Regions from separate parts of the Mus musculus genome. Here region 2 is linked to region 1. Evidence: chromatin loops called from intact Hi-C (ENCODE). Cell type or tissue: left cerebral cortex. All regions are shown on one strand. Each heading gives the region's core, and the rest is flanking DNA. Links, peaks and the distances in the headings are about the cores only. Region 1 holds the start of Ftx (Ftx transcript, Xist regulator (non-protein coding)). Region 2 has its middle 19 kb from the start of Gm53059.

Region 1 (8,339 bases), core at 237-8,236:
CTACGAAATAAGTTAATGTTAGCGCATTATGTAAAACCTTTATGCTGGTCTCTTGTGATAGTAAGTACTATAGACCTGTATATGAATTAGTTGATAAACGGGCCCAGAGAATGAAACTGTAACAGCAAAAGATTGGCAGAATAGAAAAGACATTTTAAACTTCTGTACCCTTTCCTATATCTAAATGCTAAATTACTAGTTTTAAGCAATTAACTACTATAGATTTTCACTAGCAATCCTCAAAGGCACAACAGTTCTGCAGCCAAAGAAAAGCAAACAACCAACCTCCAATCTCCCACTTCTACCTCAGACCAAATGATGCAGAAAGTTCCACAGAAGAGAAAGGTGTGTGTGTTTGGGGTGGAGGGGAAGACGTAAGCCCCGGGACACTTTCCTATCACCACTGCCTTTACTTTTCAGGGTAATGACAATGACATGACTCTGCATATCAGAGTTTCAGGAGGTGGTTTGCTCAGATCTTAGGTTTCAACCAATGTAGAAGCACTTAGAAACACAGTGAAATCCTCTGCCCTATGTTCTGTAGGGGAGAAAAACCCAAGGGTTTTTAACGCACTTCGCTGTGGTCACAACGTTCTGCTACTCTGGTGATATGAGTCTGCGGAGAGCCAAGCTCGGCCAGGATCTTTTGCATAGGCTTTGTCTGAATGTGGTTGGACTAGAAGCGCAACATGCTGCGGAAGCAATCTTTCGCAGCCTCACTATTGCCTCTGTATTTTAAAATCCCATTATCAGACTGACCAGGGAGAGACTAAGATTCTGGAATGATTTTTTCTTTTCCAGTGGGTTTGGTCACACCCTCCACTCAGACTAATCTCTTCAACAACTAGAATGGTAGAACTGCCTCTCTAAGTGTACTCCCAGACTAAAATGGCGATTTGAGCGAAGGACAACTTACCGAACCCCTCGCTATTTCGCAATCATAATTACCAGAACGTTCCGCGTCTCCCTCCCTCCCTCCCAGCCAAGCCACTGGCAACACGCACGCGCAGTTCTCGATACCTAGTGTTAAACGGCCAACATGCTCCCTCTTACGCATGCGCACTTTCATTCCCGCGCAGAGGCCTTCTGCTTGCAGTGAGCATGCGTGATTTCACCTTCTCTCCTCTCTGCCCCACCCTCGCCTAAGGGGCCACGATCTCCCGTGCCAGCAGAGTCCTACCCATCATGTCACGCTTTCTCAAGGGTACTTGAGCGCCACCACCTGGTGATATGGTTCCTCTTTTGGCATCCACGCAAAGCGCGCCTATCTTTACTATTCTCCCTTCTCGTGTATGATTATATATATAATATATATACGTATATGTGTATATATATATATTATATATATTATATATATAATCTCTGTGGCCACTGCGTTCTGCTACTCTGGTGAGATAACTCTGTGAAGAATATATATACATATATGCGCATATATATGTATATATATTCATGCCGGGTGCATCTGCACGTGTTTCTCGCCAAAGTTATGCCCCAGTGTCTAAACCATATCATTAACAACAATCCTTAACAGGATTAACTGTGATAAACTAAGTTACACATGGAATTAAAAAAACGTCGTAGGCGATAAAGCATATCCCAAACCCAGATGGAATCCGTCAGCAGCCTAAGGGAGAGGCTACTTGGTAGACGGATTCCTTAATACAGTTAAAAACCCTCCAACCTAAAACCACTGAATCAGAGTCCGGCGTGGTGATTTACGCCTGTAATCCCAGTTTAAGCAGGAGAACGGCCGCGAGTTCGAGGCCTGCTGCTGTCAGTCTCAAACTACATTCACTCACCCCCAAGGAAAACAAAAAGCGGATGAAGCCTAATCCTAAAGACTCATCCATTTGATTCACCCTTAACAAATGAAGAACTCGAAAGTTTTTTTTGTTTTGTTTTAAATAGATGTCAAACAAAACAGTGATGCTCAGGTGCCTTAAACCTGCTTAGAGAAGTCTAAAAATCTTTCATAATATTAAGTAATGCGCAACATCCTTTTGGAGGGCTGGGGATTCGTACTGGCCTCCAGTTCTCCCTCCCCTCAAAGGAGAAAATGCACAAATTAAGGATCTCCCTGACACAAGTTCCCTCCTCCGCCCTCCATGTTACATTTTCGTCCTTCGTCGTTCCTTTACCTCCTGCTGAAGCGAGTGTCGCAGTTAAAATTCTTACGGCAGGCAGTGCCTAGAGGGTGGAGGGAGCGGCGGCATAGAGAGCCGTGCCTGGGTGGCAGCAGCGATGACTTAACGGCGATGAACACCAGGTACGAAACCTGCTATACTTGCGGCCGCGGCGCGGATGCCACGAACCCACAGCCTCTCCAGGAGCGCTGCGCTGTGCTGCAACGCATGCGCCGCGCTCCTCCCTCTCCTCAGAGCGCCCCTCTACAACTTACAGCAGCCCACTGAGTCCAGTACTCAGGTCCCTAGCCCACACTTCTTTTCCTACCTCTGCTCATACCGGCGTCCACCACCCATCCTTTCCTCAGCCCCTTTTCTAATCAATAAGTCCCCATCCTTTTTAATTTACCATCACATCTCACTACTGTTATTATTCCCTTTCTGGCTCACCCTACAATTCTTGACCTTCTCTGCTTCTCTGGAGCTCTGCTAGGCCCCCTCATATTTCCTGATGTACCCAATATTCCAAGTGTTTCGAAAACAAACAAACTAACAAACCAACCAACCAACCACTGGCATGGTGATAAGTGCCTGTAATTCCAGCGATTTATAGACAACCTCACCTCCATGACAAATTCTAGGTCAGCTTGGACCACAAAAGATCCTGAAGGAAAAAAAAATAGCCTCCACCGATCCGGGGGGTTGGGGGAATGGAAATATACGTATGTAGATTTAATTGTGGGCCCAAGTTACAAAGCCTGAAGAAAAAGTCTTTTTCTAATACCTGGAACCAGAACTCTTGGGGCAGGCTATTTTCACTCTCAGCATGTTGTTTCCTGTGGAGAATCTTGAGTTTTAAGGGTCTCCTTAAGATCCACTCCCCCTTCTTATTCAGCCCTGGATCTTGAGAGATCATCCGACTGGCTCCTGCCTGTCTATCTATCATTGCATTGAATTGTGAATTTTCATGTAGAGCATCAAAGCACCAGAACCATACAAGTAAAAAAGAGTGGGGGAGGGGAGGAGGAAGACAAAGAAGAAAAAAGGAGGAGGAAGAAGGGAAGGAGGTCGAGGAGGAGGAGGAGGAGGAGAAAAGGAAAAGCAGTCCCATGCCTGCATCTGAAACAATATCATGAGCAGAATAGAAGTAGAAGGCAGGGCCATTGGATATATTGCGACACCTAATGGACATATAGGTAACATGCATAAAAAACCCCTCTGATGTTTCAGCTTTAGTAAGACATCCCCACTTTGACAATTCCCTCCCTGGTTTCTGAAAGAGCTTTTTCTTTGAGGGGGAAGGGAGTGTGATGGAAAAGCTCTTTTCAGCCCAATTTGAGCAATGAAAGAAGCCTTTAAGCTAAGTTTACCTGGAGTTCACTACAAAAGTGTTAGCTCACATCTCGAACAAAGTTGTACTCATGCAGAATTAACAGGCTGTACTTACAAGCTCCAAACTAGGTCTGGAGAGATGGCTCAGACGTCAAAAGCACTGACTGCTCTTCCAGAGGTCCTGAGTTCAATTCCCAGCAACCACTTGGTGACTCACAACCATCTGTAAAGGACTCTGATGCATTCTTCTGGTGTGTGTCTGAAGACAGTTCAGTGTACTTATATAAGTAAAAGTAAATAGATCTTTAAAAACAAAAAACAAAATAAAGTTCAAACAATTTTTCTTGTAAAACAAGCTTAGTTCCATCTGAAGATTCCATGTAAGAGAGTTTTTCTTGATTGCCACCAGGGGAAACAACATATTTGTTCATCTGACAAACTGTAAACATAAATAGAAATGTTAGAAATCATCTCTAAATTTCCAAGATATCTCTTTCCTAGAATTTAATTTCTCTGATATTTTTAATTATAAGAGATAGGAACAATTGTAGTTTAGGGTTTGAGGATGTGGCTCAGTTGGGAGAGTATTTTCCTGGACATAGCTCTGGCTTCAGATGCCCAGTACTACTTAAACACACCTGTAATGTCAGCATTCAAGAAATAGAGAGAATGATCAAATACAAGGTCATCTTCAGCTACATAGAAAGTTCAAGGCAAACCTGGGATATATAACACCCTGACCATAGAAAGACAGAGAAACAGAGACAGAGAGAGACAGAGAGAGAGAGAGAGACTGGAGAGATGGCTCAGCACTTAAGAGTACTGATTGCTCTTCCAGAGGTCCTGAGTTCAATTTCCAGCAACCACATGGTGGCTCACAACCCCATCTGTAATGAGATCTGACACCCTCTACTAGTGTGTCTGAAGACAGTTACAGTGTACTTATATATAATAGATAAATAAATCTAAGAAAGAAAGAAAAAGACAGACATAGACAGGAAGAAAGAAAGAAAGAAAGAAAGAAAGAAAGAAAGAAAGAAAGAAAGAAAGAAAGAAAGAAAGAAAGAAAGAAAGGAAGAAAGGAAGGAAGGAAGGAAGGAAGGAAGGAAGGAAGGAAGAAAGAAAGAAAGAAAGAAAGAAAGAAAGAAAGAAAGAAAGAAAGAAAGAAAGAAAGAAAGACAGACAGACACAAAAAACAGCTTTGGGGCAGGGGATATAGCACCTAAGTTCAGTGGTTTTGTGTTTGTGATCCTGTAATCCCAGCACTTGGGAAATGAGGCCGAAGGATCAATGATATTTTTTTTCTGAGACAGGGTTTCACTGTATAGCCCTGGCTGTCCTGGGACTCAGACTCACTCAGTAGACCAGGCTGGCCTCGAACTCAGAAATCTGCCTGCCTCTACCTACCAAGTGCTGGGATTAAAGGCATGCGCCATCACTGCCTGGCAGGATCAATGATTTGAAGTCAACTTAGGCTGCATAGTAAATTTCATGCCAGCCTGAGCTATAGAATGAAATCCTATTTCAAAAAAAAAAAAAAAAAAAAAGGAAGCAATGTGCAGTGCCTTCAATCCCAGCACTCAGGAGGCAGAGGCACATGATCTCTGTGAGTTTAGGCCAGCCTGGTCTACAGAGTGAGTTCCAGGATAGCCAGGGCTACACAATAAGACTCTGTCTCACTGGGCGGTGGTGGCGCACCCCTTTAATCCCAGCACTTGGGAGGCAGAGACAGGCGGATTTCTGAGTTCAAGGCCAGCCTGGTCTACAAAGTGAGTTCCAGGACAGCCAGAGCTAACACAGAGAAACCCTGTCTGGAAAAGCAAAAAAACAAAAAATACAAAAAAAAAAAAAAAATACTACAAAAAAAAACCCAAATAAACAAAAAGACTAAGCATTAAAAAACGACAACTTTAGAGTACAAATTACTAACAGCTAGGCTTGCCTGATAAACTTGAAAATAGTCAGGATATAAAACAGAGATGAACCTATTCATGTTTTTTGTTGTTGTTGTTGAGAGAAGACAAATGTCAGCAGTAGAGAGCTGCATGACATGTAAGACCTACATGACATGTAAGATTGGACCTGCCTAATGACTTAGCCTGAGAAGAGTGGAAGGAGTTTGTTGAGTTAGTTATAAAAATTATTCTCTGTGCTCTATCAGCACACCAGATGGCCGTAAACTTTTCTGATAATTAACAAGCGTTTGTTCTTTTGACTTGGTTATTGTCTCCTATTCAAAGGAATTGATTATAGCACTTGGAACCATTAATTTACCAAAAAAGTCCCAAAGAAACCTATTTGCTAGAAAGAAAGAAAGCCAAGCCAAGGAGGCCCCGAGGAGAATGCCTGGGATCCCCGGCTGGCAGAGGACTGAGCCTAAGACAAGTAGATTCAACGAGCTTTAGGTTCATTGAGTGGCACTGTTTGAAAAAAATAAAAAGAATGAAGTGAAAAGATGTTGTTTTGACATCTAAAGTCAAAGTCTGGCCTCTGCACACAGCATACACAGACACATACATAGACACAGACACAGACACACACACACGCACACACATCCACACATGAATACACGTAACCACACACACACACACACACACACACACACACACCTGTATGCACATATATACACACAAATTATAATTTAAATAAATTTGCTGGGGTTAGGGATGTAGCTCAGTGATAAAACATTTGTTTATCATACACAAGGTCTTGCATTTGATCCCCTTCACCAGAAAGAAAGAAAGAAAGAAAGAAAGAAAGAAAGAAAGAAAGAAAGAAAGAAAGAAAGAAAGAAAGAGCGAGAGAGAGCGAGAGAGAGGGAGAGAGAGAGAGGAAAGAAGGAAGGAAGGAAGGAAGGAAGGAAGGAAGGAAGGAAGGAAGGAAGGAAGGAAGGAAGGAAGGAAGGATAATTTCTTAAAAGTATATACTGGGGCTGGAGAGATGGTTTAGTGGGTAAGAGCACTGACTGTACTTCCGAAGGTCCTGAGTTCAAATCCCAGCAACCACATGGTGGCTCACAACCATCCATAATGAGATCTGATGTCCTCTTCTGGGGTGTCTGAAGACAGCTAGAGTGTACTTACCTATAATAAAGAAATAAATTTTAAAAAGTATATACTGAAAACCTTAAAAAGTTGGAAACAAAACTTTTATGCTTTTCTTTTTTCTTTTTTTCTTTTTTATTAGATATTTCCCCAGGAAATATGATTTTCTCCCAGGAAATATGATTCCCCCCCGAAACACTCTATCCCATCCCTCCTCCTCCTGTTTCTTTCTATGAGGGTGCTCCTCCACCCATTCACCCACTCCCACCTCCCTGCCCTAGCATTCCGCTACACTGGGGCATCCAGCCTTCACAGGACCAAGGGCCTCTTCTCCCATTGATGCCCAACAAGGCCATCCTCTGCTACATATGGAGCTAGAGACATGGGTCCCTCCACGTGGACTCCTTGGTTGGTGATTTAGTCCCTGGGAGCCGTGGGGAGTCTGGTTGGTTCATATTGCTGTTCTTCCTATGGGGTTCCAACCCCTTCAGCTTCTTCAGTCCTTTCTCTAACTCCTCCACTGGGGACCCTATGCTTAGTCCAGTGATTGGCTGCAAGCACCCTCCTCTGTACTTGTCAGACTCTGGCAGAGCCTCTCAAGAGACAACCATATCAGGCTCTTGTCAGCAAGCACTTGCACTCTAAAGTTTTAGTTGGGAAGCTGGTGCTTAGACTAGCAGAAATTGGGGGAGGGTAGTTAACTTAAGCAGGCTCCAATGTAGGGGCCCAGTGTTTCCTCTTCCTCTCTAGTTCTACCAAAGCTGACTGTCTTGAGGAGTTATTTTGAAAATGAACCATCAGATATTATTTATTACACATGCTTGCATGCATACACACATGTATACATACATACAATAAAGAAGGTCAAGAGGTTAGATTGCCATGAATTCTAGCCTTTGGAGAGGCTGGGGCAGTAAAATCATTTAAACCTAGCCCTAGCTGCATACTCTAGTATAACACCATTAAAATAAAGAAAGGAGACAGACTATCAGGCTGGGGATATAGCCCACTAGTGGAGTGCTTTCCTAACATGTGTAAGACCTAGTTAGGCCTCCAGTGTCACAGACACATACATACACATTCACCTAAAGTTGAGTGTGGTATTGCATGCCTATAGCCCAGCACTGGGAGGCAGCAGTGAGAGAATAAAGGTAAAGGCCACCTTCGCCTTCATGAAACCCTGACTGAAAAACCAACCAAGCATGCTGGTGAGATGGCTTAGAGGTTAAGAGTACTGACTGCTCTTCCAGAGGTCCTGAGTTCAATTCCCAGTAACTACATGGTGGCTTCCAACCATCTGTAATGGGGTCTGATACATTCTTTTGGTGTAAATCTTTTTTTTTTTAAATCAAACCAGAAAAGAGAAAAATTAAAAGACTGCTATTTTCTTAGCCCTAATACTTTTGTATTTGTTTAAATGTACATGTACATATATAAGGTATAAACAGTAGGGAATACACCTATGAGACAAGAAATCCAATATCTGATTGCATTTATATTTTGTTTTGGTTGGGATCAAACCCATGGCCTAAACAAATAGGTGAGCTATATCCCAACTCCTTTTAATTGCATATATTTTCCAAGCAATAACATTGGTTTTATATTGAATGCTACAATTTTGCTCTTTTTTTAAAAAAATTAAATTTATTTATTTAAAATTCTTTTCTTTTTAAAATTAGGTATTTTCTTTATTTACATTTCAAATGTTATCCCATCATTTCCTAGTTTCCCCTCCAAAAATCCCCTGTCCCCTCCTCCCTTCCCCCATTTTGTTCTTTCCTAACCTAAATAGTGCTTTTCTGTTGAAAGTTAAGATGGCAAGTCAGGCATGGCAGCCCAT
Region 2 (8,339 bases), core at 238-8,237, 50 kb after region 1:
TGCATTCATGGGCACTATTTGTGTGCCTAGTGCCTGTGTAGGCCAAAAGAAACTGTCCTATCCACTGAAATTGAAGTCCAAGATGATTGTAAGCCACCATGTGGGTGCTGAGAATTGAATCTGGGTTTTCTGGAAAGAATAAGTGCTCCTTTTTCTTTCTTTTTTTTTTTTTTCTTTAAATAAGAAGTGAATTTTTCTTTTTAAAAAAATATTTATTTATTTATTATATATAAGTACACTGTAGTTGTCTTCAGACACACCAGAAGAGGGCATCAGATCTCATTACGGGTGGTTGTGAGCTACCATGTGGTTGGCGAGATTTGAACTCGGGACCTTCGGAAGAGCAGTCAGTGCTCTTACCCATGAAGCCATCTCGCCAGCCCACAAGTGCTCTTTATTGCTGAGCCATCTTTCTAGTCCCATAAATAATTATCTTAACTAGACATATGTGGTTGTGATGGTTTGAATATGCTTGGGCCAGGGAGTGGCACTATTAGGAGTGGTGGCCTTATTGGAGTAGGTGTGGCCTTGTTAGAGTAGGTGTGTCACTGTGGGTGTGACCTTTAATACTCTATTCCTAGCTGCCTGGAAGCCAGTCTTCTCTTAGATGCCTGCAGATGAAGACTTAGATCTCTTAGCTCCTCCTGCACCATGCCTGTCTGAATGCTGCCATGTTCCCGCCTTGATTATAATGGACTCAACCTCTGAACCTGTAAGCCAGTTCCAATTAAACATTGTCCTTATAAGAGTAGCTTTGGTCATGGTGTCTGTTCGCAGCAGTAAAACCCTAACTAAGACCATGGTTGATTTTTATAACAAGTTATTGTAGATTTTACTGTGAGTATATCAATATAACCTCAAGAATTATAATAACCTTATTCAATTAAACATATGTCATCCTTAAATCTCATTCTCCACAAACTTTACATAACTTACTTGGACTTTTGTGACATGGATTTTAGGGTTTTTTGTTGTTTTTTAATTTTGTTCTTACATGTCACCTTTTATTATTAGGATAAAATCTTATTTTATTATAGAAATCTACTTGTATTTAAAATATTCTCTTGCCGGGCGTGGCGGCGCACGCCTTTAATCCCAGCACTTGGGAGGCAGAGGCAGGCAGATTTCTGAGTTTGAGGCCAGCCTGGTCTACAGAGTGAGTTCCAGGACAGCCAGGATTACACAGAGAAACCCTGTCTCGAAAAAAACCAAAATAAATAAATAAAATAAAATATTCTCTTTTTATAGTTGTGCATTTATGTGTGTGTGTGTTTGTGTTTATCTGTGTCTGTGTATGTATATAACAATAATAATCAAAGAAAAAGATGCTATGAATTTGGAGGAAGCAAGAGAGGATATAGAACGAGTTGGAGGATGAAAGGGAAGGGGAAATGATGTAGTTATATTTCAATAATAATAATAATAATAATAATAATAATAGTAATAATAACAGCATCAGCAGTACCACAGTGAGGTGTAGTTGCATATGCCTTAAATCTCAGCACTCGGGAGGCAGAGGCAGGCAGATCTCTGTGAGTTCAGGCCAGCCTGGTCTACTTAATGTGTTCTAGGACAGCCAACGCTACATAGAGACATCTTGTCTCAAAAACAAAACAAGGCCGCTGGTGAAATACCACTACTCTCATCGTTTTTTTTCACTGACCCGGTGAGGTGGAGGTGTGTGTGTGTGTGTGTGTGTGTGTGTGTGTGTGTGTGTGTGTGTTGTGCGTGTAGCCCTGAGGGGCTCTCGCTTCTGGCGCCAAGCGTCTGTCCCGAGAAAAAACAAACAAACAAACAAACAAACAAAATAACAACAATAACAAATAAAATAAAATATTGTGTGGCAGGTAAAGAGCAACAGTGTCTTGGGCATTTGTCTGTCTTCACCACTATTGAGAAACTTTTCAGTAGATGCATATTTCTAGTTTTTGGTGCTGAGAATTAAATCCAGGGCCTTTTATAGACTTAGCATGTGTTCTATCAGTGAGCTCTTTTCATAGGCTTAAGTAGACATTAAAAGAGCATAATTGAGCTGAGGAGATGGCTTGGTTTGAAAAGTGCTTGCCACACAAGCACAGGGACCTGAGTTCAATCCCCATCATTCATTAAAAATGTCAGGTGACAGCTAGGGCTACACAGAGAAACTTTATCTCAAAAAAATAAAACAAAACAAAAGAAATCTGGGTGAGGTGGTATGCTCTTGCAGTCCCAGTGCAGAGGGTGATGGAGACAGGAGGAATCCTGACCCTTGCTGGCCAGCCAAGCTAGCTGAGTCAGTGAGTTCTAACTTCGCTGAGAGATGTGTGGCAAATTCATGCAGGGCAGGCACAGGATCAGGCACACATAGACTCTCCCAGACAGACAGATAGACAGACAAACAGACACCTTGAATATAATTATTGTTGAAAAGTTTTTTTTGTTATTGTTGTTGAAAGGTAGAACAACATGTTGAAATAAAATCTTCCAGTGTCAGGCTCCTCACAAAAACACCAATTTAAATAACTTTTTAAAGCATAATAATACTTTCTTCTGAAGACCTGGGGCAACTGGGAGAAATTGAAGAAAGTGGGAATGACACAGTTGCACAGACTACGACTTCCCTTCACCAACTACAAGCAGTTCAGGATTGAGAACCAAGTAGTTGTGGAAGGAAAATCTATGGGCTCACTGTGGCTATGTCTAGTACAGGGCAGAATCTTATGGTCTCTGACTCCAGACTTGTGGCCACTGATTTGGTCTCTACTTCCATATTCCTAGCAGACCCCGAAACCCCAACAGGATAAATTTCTAGACTCAGTCCACTACTGGCTGTAGCATGGCCCAGGTGTCTGTCTCGGGGCTGTACTGGTCTTTATGGATATAAGTTTTAGGTGATATCCACTTCATTGTCAGTCTGTCAGCCAAGAAAGTATCCGTCACCTAATTCCCCCATAGCATACAGACAGCTCTCTCTACTGGTTACCAAGAGTCAGGGGAGGATCAAATACAGGTTTCAAATGCATGACAGGTCAAACCAGTCATAGTGAAACCCCAAGACAGAGACTGGCCTCCAAGATTCTATGTTGGTGCCTGTGATAGAACCTCTGGATCGTACCCTGCTGTCAGGAAATGATTCTTAGCCAGGGTGTGATGAGCTTGCTTTATATCATCACTGGTCAACTGGAGGATCACCAGGCCACAAACAACTTGGTCTTGTCCCCATGCTGGTCCTGGCTTTTGCTTTGCTTTGCTTTGCTTTGCTTTGCTTTGCTTTGTTTTGTTTTGTTTTGTTTTGTTTTGTTTTGTTTTGTTTTGTTTTGTTTTGTTTTGTTGAGACAGAGTTTCTCTGTGTTACAAAACCCTGGCTATCCTGAACTCCCTTATGTAGACCAGGCTGGCAGTTTGGCCTCAAACTCACAGAGTTCCATCTGCCTCTGCTTCCCAAGGGCTGTTTACTAAAGGTGTGTGCCATCACACCTGGCTATAATTTTTTATTTTATCTATCTATCTATCTATCTATCTATCTATCTATCTATCTATCTATCTATCTTGGTGGTTGGCAGGTCTCACTAATATTTTGTGTATGGTTTTTCTGGGGTGTCTGGATATGTGATTGTACACATGTGTGCCTGAGACCCACAGAAACTATAACAGGACATTGAATCCACTTTAACTGGAATTACAGATGGGTATGAGCTATTTTGTGAGCATCAAGAATTGAATGAGTGCTCTTAGCCCCTGAGCTAAGAGCACTGGCTATAGCTTTTCATATGATCCATCAAAGTCTTTTTGGGACTTCATTTCTTCCCCAACACCAGGTAGTACAGTATAAAGAGAGTTATTGTCCTCTCTGAGTAAGGGCAGGTAATTAGGTGAAAGAGATGGCCTAGGGGTTGAATTCTGACTCAGCAGAGTGAGGCACACCCTTTGACCAAACTTCCGAGTTTGCCTTGGATGCTGACCCACAGGAAACTTGAGTTTAGGTTGCCATCTAGTGAAGAAAGAGTAGCAATGACCGGAGGCTTGAAAAACATCATGAGGCTTGCTTGGACTCTATGGAAGGAAAGTAAGAAACAAAGCTAGACTGCAAATAATTTTTTAAGTGGAACCCAATCTTTCAAACAGACATGAATGAACATATGCTCACAAGTATTAAGCACATTCAGAAAATCATTACCCACATAATGGACAAAAGAAGGGACTATAAACTGACCATAAACTGGTAGAGAATGTTTAGTTCTGTTCTAGGAATAAGATAATGTCAGACATTTCCCCAAATTTTGGAAATGATGGGGGTGGGGGAGACATAAACAGAACAATAACAAACAAGTGAATTTGATTTGTATTAAAAAATCTCCCATCAAAGAGAAGCCTAGGAAAGATAATATTCTAACAAATATTTGAAGGATGAACACTTCTGAAATTATTGCAATGTTCTGAAAGAGAGAATTATTCTATACTTATAAGACCAGAATTACAGCAGGGCAGTGGTGGCACATGCCTTTAATCTCAGCACTTGGGAGGCAGAGGCAGGCGGATTTCTGAGTTCGAGGCCAGCCTGGTCTACAGAGTAAGTTCCAGGACAGCTAGGGCTACACAGAGAAACCCTGCCTTGAAAAAACAAAAACAAGCACAAACAAACAAAAAAGACCAGAGTTACTCTAATGCTGAAAGCAGATAAGATCACAACAAAATGAAATGAAGCAGCAGTGGCCCTTATTGCTCAAGTCTGACAACCTCAATTCAGTCCTCAGACCCCTGGAAGGAGAGACCTGACTCCTCAAAGATGGCCTCTGACCACTACATGCATATTCTCTCCCTCCCTCCCTCCCTCCCTCCCTCCCTCCCTCCCTCCCTCCCTCCCTCCCTCCCTCCCTCCTTCTCTCCCTCTCTCCCTCCCTCTTCCTCTCTCCTATCTGTCTCCTGCCTGCCTGTCTGTCTCTCTGTCACAAATACATACACATACTAATAAGTAAATAAAAAGGAAAACAAGAAAATAATCAGCTGAATGAATTAAGGGAAACAATATAGGATATAAAAGAAGAATTCGATAAATGGATAAAGGTTCTGAAAAAAGGAAGCAAATCTTCAAAATGTAAAGCTCATTAAATCAAATAAGAAAGTCATTCGAAAGCCCTATATCTAATAGACTAGAAGCTCAAAAGAAAGACTATCAGCGCTTGATGACATCATTCAGACACTTCAAGAAAAAAATTATGAACAGAACATATCTGATCCATGGGACATGTTGACAAAACTAAAACTATGGAGAAAACCATCTTTTTGCTGAAATAATAGCAGGGAATTTCCCAAACTTCGGAAGGACATGGCCATCCAGGTACAGAAGTCATTCAGTAGCACAGTCGTGACCACAGAAGAGCCTCTGCACACCATATCAGGGGTCAGCTCGCAGAAGTGCAGAATGAAGGAGAAAATATATGAAAAACTTCAAGGAGCACCTGGGGCCTACAAAAGCAAACCCATATAAAGAAAGGAGAGCTGTCAGGGAGGGGTTGGTGTGATCTAGGGAGGTTTACCCACCGAGAGAGGGAGAGAACTTTGGAAAAAATCAGCCCTGGATTCTCAGTAACAGACATTTTAAAGATAAATAAAAAGGGGGAAAGGAGACAAAAGTTGTACAGAGCTACAGCTGAGACTCAGAAGAATTGTCTTCTCTTGGCACTTGACTGGAACTGCCACAGGATGCCATTTTACAGAGACCCTTTCAAAGTCAGTGGCCAGAGCAAATGTCATGGGACGACAAGCAGACACAGGGCCAGCAGAATTCCACTCCACTTTGGAGGAAGAAATTCCGAGTCCAAACAGTATTTATTTATTTATTTATTTATTTATTTATTTATTTATTTATAATTTGGTTTTTCGAGACAGGGTTTCTCTGTGTAGCTCTGGCTGCCCTGAAACTCACTCTGTAGACCAGGCTGGCCTCGAACTCAGAAATCCACCTGCCTCTGCCTCCCAAGTGCTGAAATTAAAGACGTGTGCCACCACTGCCCAGCTCAAACAGTATTTAGTAAGGCGAAGACTTGATCAGAGTCAGAGTTTTCATGAGAACACAGATACAGATTATAAATGGAGTGCCTGTTTTCCAGAGGTGGCGCCAACATTCACAACAAGACTCCTGAAGGACTGCCAGCAGATGTGACCTGCATCTGTGACACAACCCATTGATGGGACGAGCATCTGTGAAGAAACCTCACAAAGGAGCATACAGGGGTGTAAGAGGGCTCCAACATCCTCAGGAATGTTGTCAGAGTTCAGACTACAATCAGCAATGAAGCAGACTCTACACCTTCATCCACCTCCCTCTGACTTGAGTGCTGCGATTGAAGGGGTGTCCCACCATACCTGGAAACTAACTTTCTTTCTTTCTTTCTTTCTTTCTTTCTTTCTTTCTTTCTTTCTTTCTTTCTTTCTTTCTTTCTTTCTTTCTTTCTTTCTTTCTTTCTTTCTTTCTTTCTTTCTTTCTCTCCTTCCTTCCTTCTTTCTTTTCTTTTCTTTTCTTTTCTTTTCTTTTCTTTTCTTTTCTTTTCTTTTTCTCTTCTTTGTTTTATTGTTTTGTTTTGTTTTTCCAAGACAGGGTTTCTCTGTATAGCCCTGGCTGTCCTGGAACTCACTTTGTAGACCAGGCTGACCTCAAACTGCCTGCCTCTACCTCCTGAGTGTTGGGATTAAAGGCCTGTGCCACCTTGCCTGGCTGTTTTTGTCCTTTTTAAAAATTTATTTATTTATCTATCTATCTATCTATCTATTTATTTATTTATTTATTTATTATTTATTGTATATGAGTACACTGTAGCTGTCTAGACACACCAGAAAGGGCATCAGATCTCATTACAGATGGTTGTGAGCCACCATGTGGTTGCTGGGAATTGAACTCAGGACCTCTGGAACAGCAAGCAGCCAATGCTCTTAACCACTGAGCCATCTCTCCAGCCCTGTTTGCTTTTCCAATTATTGTAAATTTGTATTAGGCCTATTCTTTTTTTGTTTGTTTTTGGTTTTTGGTTTTCTGAGACACAGTTTCTCTGTATAAACCTGGCTGTCCTGGAACTCACTCTGTAGACCAGAGTGGCCTCGAACTCAGAAATTTGTCCACCTCTGCCTCCCAAGTGCTGGGATTAAAGGCATGTGCCACCATTGCCCGGCAGGCCTATTCTTTTATAGTGATTATTCATGGGGGGGGGCACTATTTTATATTAAGGGAGTATTAGACACTGAGCCTGGTGCCCTAAAAACAGTCTTGCAGAGAAAAATGGCATTTCAATTCTGCTACTGCAACCTCAATTCTTTTGAACATTGTAACTACTTCAGTTGAAAAAATAAGGGTAGCTGGGCAGTGGGGCATACCTCTGATCCCAGCACTAGGGAGGCAGAGGTGGAGGTGGAGTCAGAGGCAGACAAGTCTCTGTGAATTCGAGGCCAGCCGGACCTACAGAGTGAGTTCTAGGGCATCCAGGGCTACACAGAGAAACCCCGTTTCAACAAAACAAAACAAAACAAAACATAAAAAAGAAGAAAAATAAATAGATAAAAACAAACAAACAAACAAATAGATTCTGGGGCTCGATCTAGCATCCATATGGTCGCTGACAATGATCTCTAACTCCAGTTGCAGAGCATCTGATGCCTTCTTCTGACCTCCTTGGGTATCAGGCACACATATGGTGCGGCAGACATACATGTAAGCAAAACACCCTTATATATAAAATGAAATGAAACAAGATCCATCTCTTGCCTCTAAGAAATGCATTTTAGGGGCTGGTAAGATGGCTCAGCAGGTAAGAGTACCCGACTGCTCTTCCAAAGGTCCTTAGTTCAAATCCCAGCAACCACATGGTGGCTCACAACTATCTGTAACAAGATCTGATTCCCTCTTCTGGTGTGTCTGAAGACAGCTACAGTGTACTTACATATAATAAATAAATAAATCTTTAAAAAAAAAGAAATTCATTTCACCATTAAAGACAGATGCAACCTTAAAAGGCCAAGAAATGGAAGCAGGAAACAAGCACGTGCCGCTCTTCTAATATTTGACAAAATAGATTTCAAAGTAAAACTAGTTATCAGATGAAGGTCATTTTTTATTGATTAGGAGAACCGTTCTTGAGTAGACCATGACAATTTAAAATATATATCCACCAAGCACAGATTCACCCAATCTCATAAACAACATAAGACAAATCCAAAGTATCCCCAATGCAGTAACAGTAAGTGACTTCAGCTTTCTCTCTTTATTGGAGTGGGTGTTGAGACAGGCGACAGGGTTTCTCTGTGTAGCCCTGGCTGTCCTGGAACTAGTTCTGTAGACCAGGCTGGCCTGGAATTCGCAGAGATCCATC

Evidence for each region. A loop is a pair of places that touch in the nucleus more often than their neighbours do. Peaks named below come from ENCODE experiments on the same cell type or tissue, not always from the same donor. Only the 100,000 strongest peaks of a DNase experiment are listed, where the experiment ranks them.
Region 2: a loop joins it to region 1, with 5 times the contacts of the local background. A loop is called at or near these places in 9 of 42 quality-filtered maps.

What each region holds. Positions count from the first base shown.
Region 1 is chrX:103,621,409-103,629,747 of GRCm38, forward strand. Ftx (Ftx transcript, Xist regulator (non-protein coding)) reads right to left here and starts at 2,346. Exons shown (of 11, transcript NR_028381.1): 1 at 2,139-2,346. In left cerebral cortex, for the core only: CTCF peaks have their summits at 1,221 (motif pointing left), 3,310 and 7,616; DNase peaks (open chromatin) are centred at 1,110, 1,737, 2,227, 3,305 and 1 more place; H3K4me3 peaks cover 2,298 bases; H3K27ac peaks cover 1,973 bases.
Region 2 is chrX:103,670,942-103,679,280 of GRCm38, forward strand. No RefSeq gene overlaps it. Among named protein-coding and RNA genes, the nearest start is that of Gm53059, 19 kb to the right of the region's middle. In left cerebral cortex, for the core only: a CTCF peak has its summit at 3,978 (motif pointing left); a DNase peak (open chromatin) is centred at 3,964.